Regions from separate parts of the Homo sapiens genome. Here region 1 is linked to region 2. A link is an interaction called in ENCODE POLR2A ChIA-PET data of the cell type or tissue named here. Cell type or tissue: HCT116. All regions are shown on one strand. Each heading gives the region's core, and the rest is flanking DNA. Links, peaks and the distances in the headings are about the cores only.

The links. ChIA-PET counts read pairs that join two places held together with the same protein. Peaks named below come from ENCODE experiments on the same cell type or tissue, not always from the same donor. Only the 100,000 strongest peaks of a DNase experiment are listed, where the experiment ranks them.
Region 1: POLR2A ChIA-PET joins it to region 2 with 5 read pairs; 2 of 35 experiments call an interaction of 5 or more read pairs at or near these places.

What each region holds. Positions count from the first base shown.
Region 1 is chr11:105,049,039-105,053,447 of GRCh38, forward strand. All of the region lies in intron 1 of LOC107984381 (a long non-coding RNA gene), which reads left to right. Among named protein-coding and RNA genes, the nearest start is that of CARD16, 5.9 kb to the left of the region's middle. In HCT116, for the core only: no CTCF peak of the experiment used is centred there; no DNase peak of the experiment used is centred there.
Region 2 is chr11:105,228,321-105,232,729 of GRCh38, forward strand. All of the region lies in intron 4 of LOC105369468 (a long non-coding RNA gene), which reads right to left. Among named protein-coding and RNA genes, the nearest start is that of CARD18, 91 kb to the left of the region's middle. In HCT116, for the core only: no CTCF peak of the experiment used is centred there; a DNase peak (open chromatin) is centred at 2,507.

The DNA.
Region 1 (4,409 bases), core at 79-4,078, 180 kb before region 2:
AATTCTGAGTTAAATGCATCTAGACTATGATAATTTATAACAGTCAGCCCCAGTAAACTATTTAAATGATGAGATGGGCAATAGGAAACCATTGCAGCTTCCTAAGTAGGAGAGTCACGTTAACATGCTTCTAAAGTAACTATTTCATATTGAGTGCTTAATAAGGCCCAGGCTCTGTAATAGATACTTCATCTATATTGGTTCCTCTTGTCGAACCGTTTAAAAATATTGGTACTTGGAATAACCCCAGATTATGAAACCAAAATCTCATCCTGACCCTCACCCTTGAGACTTCATGCACTGCCACATCCAGAATTTAATAGGACATGTTCTTTGAGGCATTGCTGGTACCATGTGAACCAGGAGCTGGGTCCTGATTGGACTGAGTGTTGGAGACAGGAGAAGGGGTAAGAATGTCTGGGAGTTGGTGCTGACTACAGAAAGAAGCTGCAGAAGAGTAGGAAGGAGCGAAGATGAAGCAGTAAAGAGCTTGCCTGGACAGGCAAGTGGCCAGGAGGGGTGTGGTCTCCTTGTGTCAGATTTCTACACCAACAGCATAGATAATAACTGACCCATGGAACCTCTACAAGTTAGAGTCTCATCTTGGAACCAGATAGAGCCAAATCCCCAAGGAGGGATAGACATGGTCTTGGATGTGGTGTGTTGCCTAGCAGCAGAAACAGAAGCCATTCTTTTCCTTCAGCCCACTCAGAATATAAACTACACTGACAGATGAAGTATATAAATACACTAGAAAGCAAGCCACTATAAGGATATATCAGCAGAAAGAAGAGACTATAAATTTAAATCTTGAAGGACATTGAGATATTGGACAAATCAAATATCAAATATAGAATGAAATCATTCTATATCAAATATAGAAGGATGTAAATAAAGGGAGCAAAAAGTAATTATTCTATAATAAGCAATAATTTGAGAAACAATAAAAATAGAGCATGTATAAATACAAAAATTAGTTATATTTAATAATGGACAGATTAAAAGGCAGACACACAAATCTGCGAAAATGTATATAATGTGGAAGATACAGAGATGTACAGTTGACCTTTAAACAATGAAATACTTAGAGGCACTGACCCCTATATTCAGTTGAAAATCTGTGGCCGGTTGCGGTGGCTCACGCCTGTAATCCCAGCACTTTGGGAGGCAAAGGCGGGCGCATCAGGAGGTCAGGAGATCGAGACTATCCTGGCTAACACGGTGAAACCCCATCTCTACTAAAAATACAAAAAAATAGCCCGTCATGGTGGCGGGTGCCTGTTGTCCCAGCTACTCAGAAGGCTGAGGCAGGAGAATGGCTTGAACCCAGGAGGTGGAGCTTGCAGTGAGCTGAGTACGCACCACTGCACTCCAGCCTGGGAGACAAAGCGAGACTCGGTCGCAAAAAAAAAAAAAGAAAAGAAAAGAAAATCTGCATATAACTTTTGACTCCTTCCAAACTTAACTTCTAATGGCCTGCTATTGAAGAGAAGCCTTACCAGTAACAAAAACCACTGATTAACAAATATTTTGTATTTTATATGTATTATATACTGTAATATAAAGTAAGCTAAAGTAAAAAAAGTTGTTAAGAAAATCATAAGGAAGAGAAAATATATCTACTATTGACTCAGTGAGAGTGGATTATCATAAGGTCTTCATCCTCATCGTCTTCACATTGAGTAAGCTGAAGAGATGGAGGAAGGGGATGGCTTAGTCTTGCAGTCTCACGGGTGGCAGAAGCAGAAGAAGAGGTGGAACAGGACACAGGAGAAGAAGGCACACTGCATTTATATTTGTGGAAATGCATAGTTATTTCTGTCTGACATTTTTGCTTTTCCATTTCCCTAAAATTTTTTCTAGACAGTATGAATCTTTCTTTCACCATTTCCCTTAGTTTCAGTGCTCATATCATAGAATGGTCTTTGTTGTAAAACAGGTCAAAAGCTGCTTTGAAAAATCAGAATCTTTCTGCCAAATTATAATGCCAATTTGTGCTCTGGCACTACTTCTTCTACATCTTCTTCCTCATCATTTGGAACTGGTTCAGAAGCACACATCTCTATCAAGTTTTCATCTGTTAATTTCTCTAATGTGCAATTAGCTCTTGAATTTTTATAAGATCCATATCTTAAAGTTATTCACTTTTTTTGCAATATCTACAATCTCTCATTATTTTCTTGATTGGCTTTTTCATAAACGCTGGTGAAGTCATGGACAACTTCTGGAAACAGTTTTCTCTAGCAGAAATTTATCGGGGTCTTGTTATGTTGCCTAGGTTGGCCTTAAGCTCCTGGACTCAAGCTATCCTTCCACCTCAGCCTCTTTAGTAGCTGGGATCATAGGCCCATACCACTGCACCCAAAATCATGGCTTTTAATTTTTTAATATCAATGATGTCATTTTCAGTGGTGTAGCCCTTCCAGACTTTCATGATGTCATCTCTATCGATGGTCTCTTCCTTGGCATTCACAAATCTTTTCATAGAGTAACATGTGTAATGAGCATTAAAGTTCTTTCTGACCTCCTGATTCAGAGGCTGAATTAGAGACGTTTCATTTGGTGGCGAGTAGACCACTTTGATTTTTTGCAAATTGAACTAATGAGGTTTTGGGTAGCCAGGGGCATTGTCCAACATCAAAAGAATCATAAATGGGCAGTCCCTTATTGGCAAAATATTTTCTGACTTCAGGGACAAAGCATGAAAGGAATCAATAGAGAAAAAGTGCTCCCATTGCACAGGCATTCTTGTTGTCCAACCAAAACACTGGCAGCTAGTGTTTACCATTTCTGTTCAAGGCTCAGGGCTTAGTAGCTTTATAGATAAGAGCAGTCCTGATGATAAACCTGACTGCATTCCCATGAAACAGTAAAATTAGCTTATCCTTTTCTATTTTAAATCCTTGTGCTTGCTTCTATTTCTTACTAACAAATGGCCTTTTTGGCATCTTTTTTTCTAGACTAGAACATTGTCACCTGTATTCAAAACCTGTTCCAGTAGTATAGTTTCTCTTCAATGATTTTCTTAATAGTTTCTGGGAACCAATCTGCTGCCTCTTGATAACCAAAAGCTGCATCCCCTGATGTCTTGACATTTTTAATGCAAAAGCACTTTAAATTATCAAACCATCCTTGGCTATCATTAAAGTATCCACCTTTAGATCCTTCCCCTTTCTTTTCCTTTAAGTTGTATAAAATAACTTCATTTTTTCTGGAATCATATTAGAGTCTATAAATATACCTTTCATATGAAAATTCTGCCACCACTTACACCCTTCAATTTCAATACAAGATTAAAAATTGTTTCACAATAGTGCAAGGTTTTGGCACTGGCAGGCACAGTGCAGTGATAGCTTTATTATCTCCTTTTATTTTTTTACATTGGTCTTCATTCTGTATTCATTTATCTTGAAATGGTGAGCAGCCACAAATCCAGATCTCAATCTACAGTACATATCAAACAGTTCTACTTTTTCTTGTAATGTCATGACATTGCTTCTTGGGAACATTACACCATCAGTATTGGTATGTTGTCTGGACCCCGTGCTGTTATTCGAGAATTATGGTGTTGCAGTAAATGCAACGAAAAATACATTAAAAACCCAAGGATACTGCTTTTTATAGCAATATGAAATTTACTGGAGATACAAACTGCTGATGTAGAGATAATGAGTGTCACATGGCATTTTAAGCAGATACAAAACTTGAGTTCACTGAAATAGCAGCAGGAAATGGCTATGAAAATATGGGAGTACAGTATCCATGGTTAATTTTGTGCAGTTAGGATTTAATACTGTATCTTTATATTTGTTTACATTTCTCTTTTCAAGTGGTACTATGTTTTATCTATGAGTGCATAAACTTTGATAAACTTTAGCTTTCTATAATAGATTTGTGTATATTTTATAATATAGTAGTAAATGATAAAATAGACTTAACAACTCCATAAATTTTGTGCATTTTTTACATACCTAACTTAATTTTTCAGTATTTCTAGTGTAGATGATTTGTGATTTTCTTCAAATTGTAGCAAATCTCCTAAATTTTTCCAATATGTTTATATGTTTATAAAATGCATGTATAAGCAGACCAAGGCATTTCAGATACTTGTTGTTTATGGGTTAATACTAATTTATCTAGATTGCAAAATCAAAGCAGAAATGAGAGGCTGAAAAATTTGAGAAGGCTTCACAGGTACGAAGGATGGAATGAGAAACTCTGAGATATAGCTGATCAACTTACCAGAAAGACAGACGAGAGAGAATAGAAAAGACAAAATATTTAAAGCAAATTTTTCAGAACTGGGGAAAAATATGTGTCCACTGATTGAAGAAGCACAATGTATCTGTAATAGGATAACTTCAAAGAATAACTGCTTTCTAACAGCCCTCTGAGTTCGGCATTGTGAT
Region 2 (4,409 bases), core at 272-4,271:
TATATGTCCTCTGGGCCCTTTATGGTGCCTAGCAACGTCTAGGGCTCAAGTTTATTCAGGACTCAAAGAACTTTCTATGGAGGCTCGCTTTAGTTCTTAAATGAAATTTTGTTACTTCAACCTAATCAGAAATTGCCTCTCCTATCTCTGGACCTTAGGCAGGACTTTCGGGTTGTTTCATAGATATAAAAATGATAGCAGCTAACATTTAAGGTTGACCTACTATATGCCAAACTCTTTAACTACAGCAAATCATTTAAACCTTACAACAATACCTTATAGTAATTACCATGATAATTGTTAGTACCAGTTGTATAAAATGGTTAAAGAACTTGCAAAAGTCATAAAGTTTACACAGCTAGGTGGGGGAAGAGGCAGGGTTTGAACCCACTGTGTGTGCTTAGCTCTTAAGCACAATAGCCTCACAGATGGGGCAAACCATGGCAAATCAGTGGATCAATCATTTCTTTTGGACACTGCTCAGAAGAGGACGCAGCTCAGAAGAAGGCTATGGACGTACAAGATAGTGAAACATTAACCTCTGCTTCGTATACATGTGAAGAAGCAATGCATGAACTAGTTTTACTAGAACAGAGTATTTTCTTGGAAGAGTGATGGGAAATAAATTTCAAGGAGTAGGTAGAGGTCATGGTCAAGACCTATTTATGTCATTTAAGTTATGTTTAAGCTGATCTTGTATACCAAGAGGAGCCATTAAATAAAGTATAGAGTGGTAAGTGCAATTTGGTGGAATGGGAGGATAAATGTTTGTTGTGTGGATTAGAGAGGAAAAAATTAAGTTGAGAAGGACAAGTTTGGAGGTTGTCAATGTAAGTCAGGGATAAGTGATAAAAGTCTGCTTTACTGCTGTTAAATGTTGCTAGAAAAGAAAAAGAGATGACAGTTGGATGAGCTTTAATGAAGGAAATATTATTTTTCACAAGTCAATGACCCACACAAGTTATGCCTGATTTCCATGCCAGTTAAAGTTCATGTGATTAATGGTGTCATTCCACAACTTCTGGAATACAGTTGTGAAAATGCAGAAGAGTTCCCAGTCTCCTCTCCCTTTGATCAAACTCCTACTTTGGAGTCTGCTCTATACCCTAGCTGTGATAATCTTTCCAAGAATCCTTTTCATAGATCTGTGGTTGAATCATTCTAGAAGGGTTGAGCCAAGTATAATGAAAGAGGGCATGTTGCGTAAGTCACTAAAAAATCATCTTTATTCCTTTCTCCAGATGTCTAATTTTTTTTTTATTTACCAGGGAAAAAACAATATGAAGGATACCTTCGTTTATGCTAATAGTATATTAAATCACTATTTGAGTGGGCATCACGCTTTGAGTGGGCATCTTTCCCAAATGATCAGTCAGAGCTAGTTCATGTCTGTGTTCAGTAAACCTGTATAAATACTGATCTCATTTAACACCCATCCATTCCTTTCCAGCATGGGAGCTACTCTCTCTATGCTGCTATTTCCTTCCTACCAGCCCAGGTGTGGGATGTCTGTCAAAAGTCATCTTCTGCACCCTCTTTCAGCTGCTGTTGCTGCTATTTTTGTGTTACATAGCATCCAGAAAAGTCAACTCTTCAGTGTGAACCAACGCTGATTACTGTAGTCACTGACCTAAAAGTCATCTGGCCTCTGCCAGGATCACTAACATAAACATGTCCACTACTAGCTCTGCTTCTTCCTCTTTCTGGGACTTTCGTAAAGTTAAGCACTTTTATAGGGCTTCTAGCTCTTTTCCATCTTTTGGCTTGGTGGTTGTACATTGATCCTTATGTTGTTCACTTTAAATCTATTAAGCAGTCCCTGTTCCTCTCACAACAAACCACCTACTATGTAATACGAAACATAAAGCTATTCATGATGTGGCTACTGCTTAATTTGCCAGTATCATACAATTATATAATGAGTGCTTGTAATTCTGATAAACCCCCATGGTCTTGCTCACCTATGGAATTTAGCATGTGATGTTTCTCTCCACTAAGTATTTTTTTTTCCTTCTACTCTCCCTTTTACCTTAAATACTATGGTTCATGATGTCTTAATGTAGATATTGCTTCTGTTGGGAAAGTGTCCCTGACCACCAAGACTTTAAGTCCTATTCTCCTTCTGTACTTTGGTAGCAATCTGTATTTATAGGCAATATAGAGCTTTAAAATGTGGCATCAAGAGCTTCATAGTTCTTACATGTAAACACTGCCATTCACTATTCACTAGCTATGTAAATTTGGAAAGTTAGTCAAACTCTCTCACATGTATCTTCTATAAAACTGGAAAAATAATCTGTATATTACAATTTTACAGGATCAAGTGTTAAATGGAACACATATAAAAACTAAGCCCAGTTCCTGGAGCTGTGAGTTTTTGTGTGGTATTCTGTCACTATCTTTTTAATGAACATAGGCAACCCTAGTGTTATCTGGCAATAAATCTCAGCTCATTATAGCACAACCTCTCTGCTGAGTCATAGCTACTAGGTGCTAAAGCTTTTGATAGACATTTAACCAGGACATGCAAACTGAGCAGCCTCTGTGTTTAAACGTCTCTGACCATCCAGGTCCTCACCTCCAAAGTAGAAAAATCTGTCAACACAGCCCAGTTATATTTAGAGAACTAGGTGCCATAAGTTTGCAGGGTGGTATGAAAGCATTTGTTTATGCCCCTCTACTAACTGCTTAATTTCACATGCATGTAACTTTGTGTTTTTTAATAATAGGACCTCTCACCATTCTCTTCTGTAATACAGAGGGCACATCAGTCAATTATATAAAACATATAGATATGACTTCCAAAGCCTTTTTGCCTCCAGGAAGACAGAAATTCCTTGAGGAATCCTGGTAGCCTCTAATTTGTATGTGGTTGCCTACAGAATTTCACCTGACTTTTAGACTTTTGTCCAAAGAAAGAACAAATGAGAGACTAATTTCCAAAATTATAATCCCAATGGAAAGTGGGCTAAAATAATGCACCATCTTTCAACAGAGAGCTATTTCTTTTTTCTTATTCTAATGTCATTAGATGGAGAGGTTTTCTGCATTCTGCAGGTCAGATAAAATTATTTGCTATTGATAAAGTATTTGCTTTTTCTGAGAAAGTAGCAAATTATTCTCTTGAAGCTGATTGGAGGCTTTTTAAAAGCAAGTTGGAGTGGAGCATGGTGGCACATGTCTGTAACCCGAATGCTTTGGGAGGCCAAGGTGGGAGGATCACTGTGTTCTGAGACATGGCTTAGTTGCCTGGGCAGTGTATACCATTAGCACTAAACTTTAGGGACCAGTTACACTAGGCCACAATCCATGTATTCCTTGACAAAACAATAGTAAATTTCTGCCAACAATACCAACTTTTAAGGCAAACCCTTTTGATCCAATTTTCTAGTTCTTACAGAATCACTTAATAGTTTTGTGACACTGAACTATTTGACTTGTCTTTTCCTGTAATGTTTTATCTATACAATTTTATTTATAATAATAGCAGTTATCATGGATAAATGACATGATACATGCAAATCTTTGGTTTACATAAGACCTGTTAAATAGCCTGTACTAAATAAATTGTCATAGTTGCTGCTGTTGTTGCTATTCTTATGGGTTTTACTATTGTGTATGGTACTCTGGGTGAATTATTCATCATACCATAGACATAATGACAGAGGAACTAAGGCTTAAATAAGGCAGAGCTCTTAAATATTTTATTATACCATTTTTAGTAGGAATTTTAATATAGGGAAATATAGAATATAATAAACATCTGTGTACTCACTAAGTGGAATTAGCAAACGCTAATATACTGTCTTGTTTCTTTAAATGAGTTCCACAAAATAAATTAAATAATGTGGGATTTCTCTATGTGCCAGTACTTAGGCCTGTTTGACTCTTTATTGCTTAAGAAAGAACCACAATATGTACACAATGTTCAATATGTACTTCCCTGGGTATATTTTAATATTTTTACTGGATGTAAGTAGCAAGTCTGTGGCATTATATTTTTTTTACAAATGTTATTCTACAGTTATCATTTGAAACTTTCTTTTATACATTAAACATTAGAGTTTCAATATTTCTCCAAATAGAAGAAATAACTCTAGTAGACAACACAAAACATTTTAATGACTTGAGTATAAAGAAGTATTTTTAATCAACTTTTTAACACACTAGTTTTAGATAATCCTTCATTATCAGCTTATGTTCTAGATTCTATGATTAGAATCTCTTTAAAACAAGTAGTGATAAATACAGGAAAACCAGAGATCAAAGGTGATCAACAGAACAAAAGCCACAAGAGGACAGGATCTTAGAAGCAAATTACTAAAATGAAAATGCTTTCAGAGTTCATTAACAGGCAAGTTGAAAAACAAGGCAAAATGGACCTGATTTTACGTAAAAAATAATAGCAA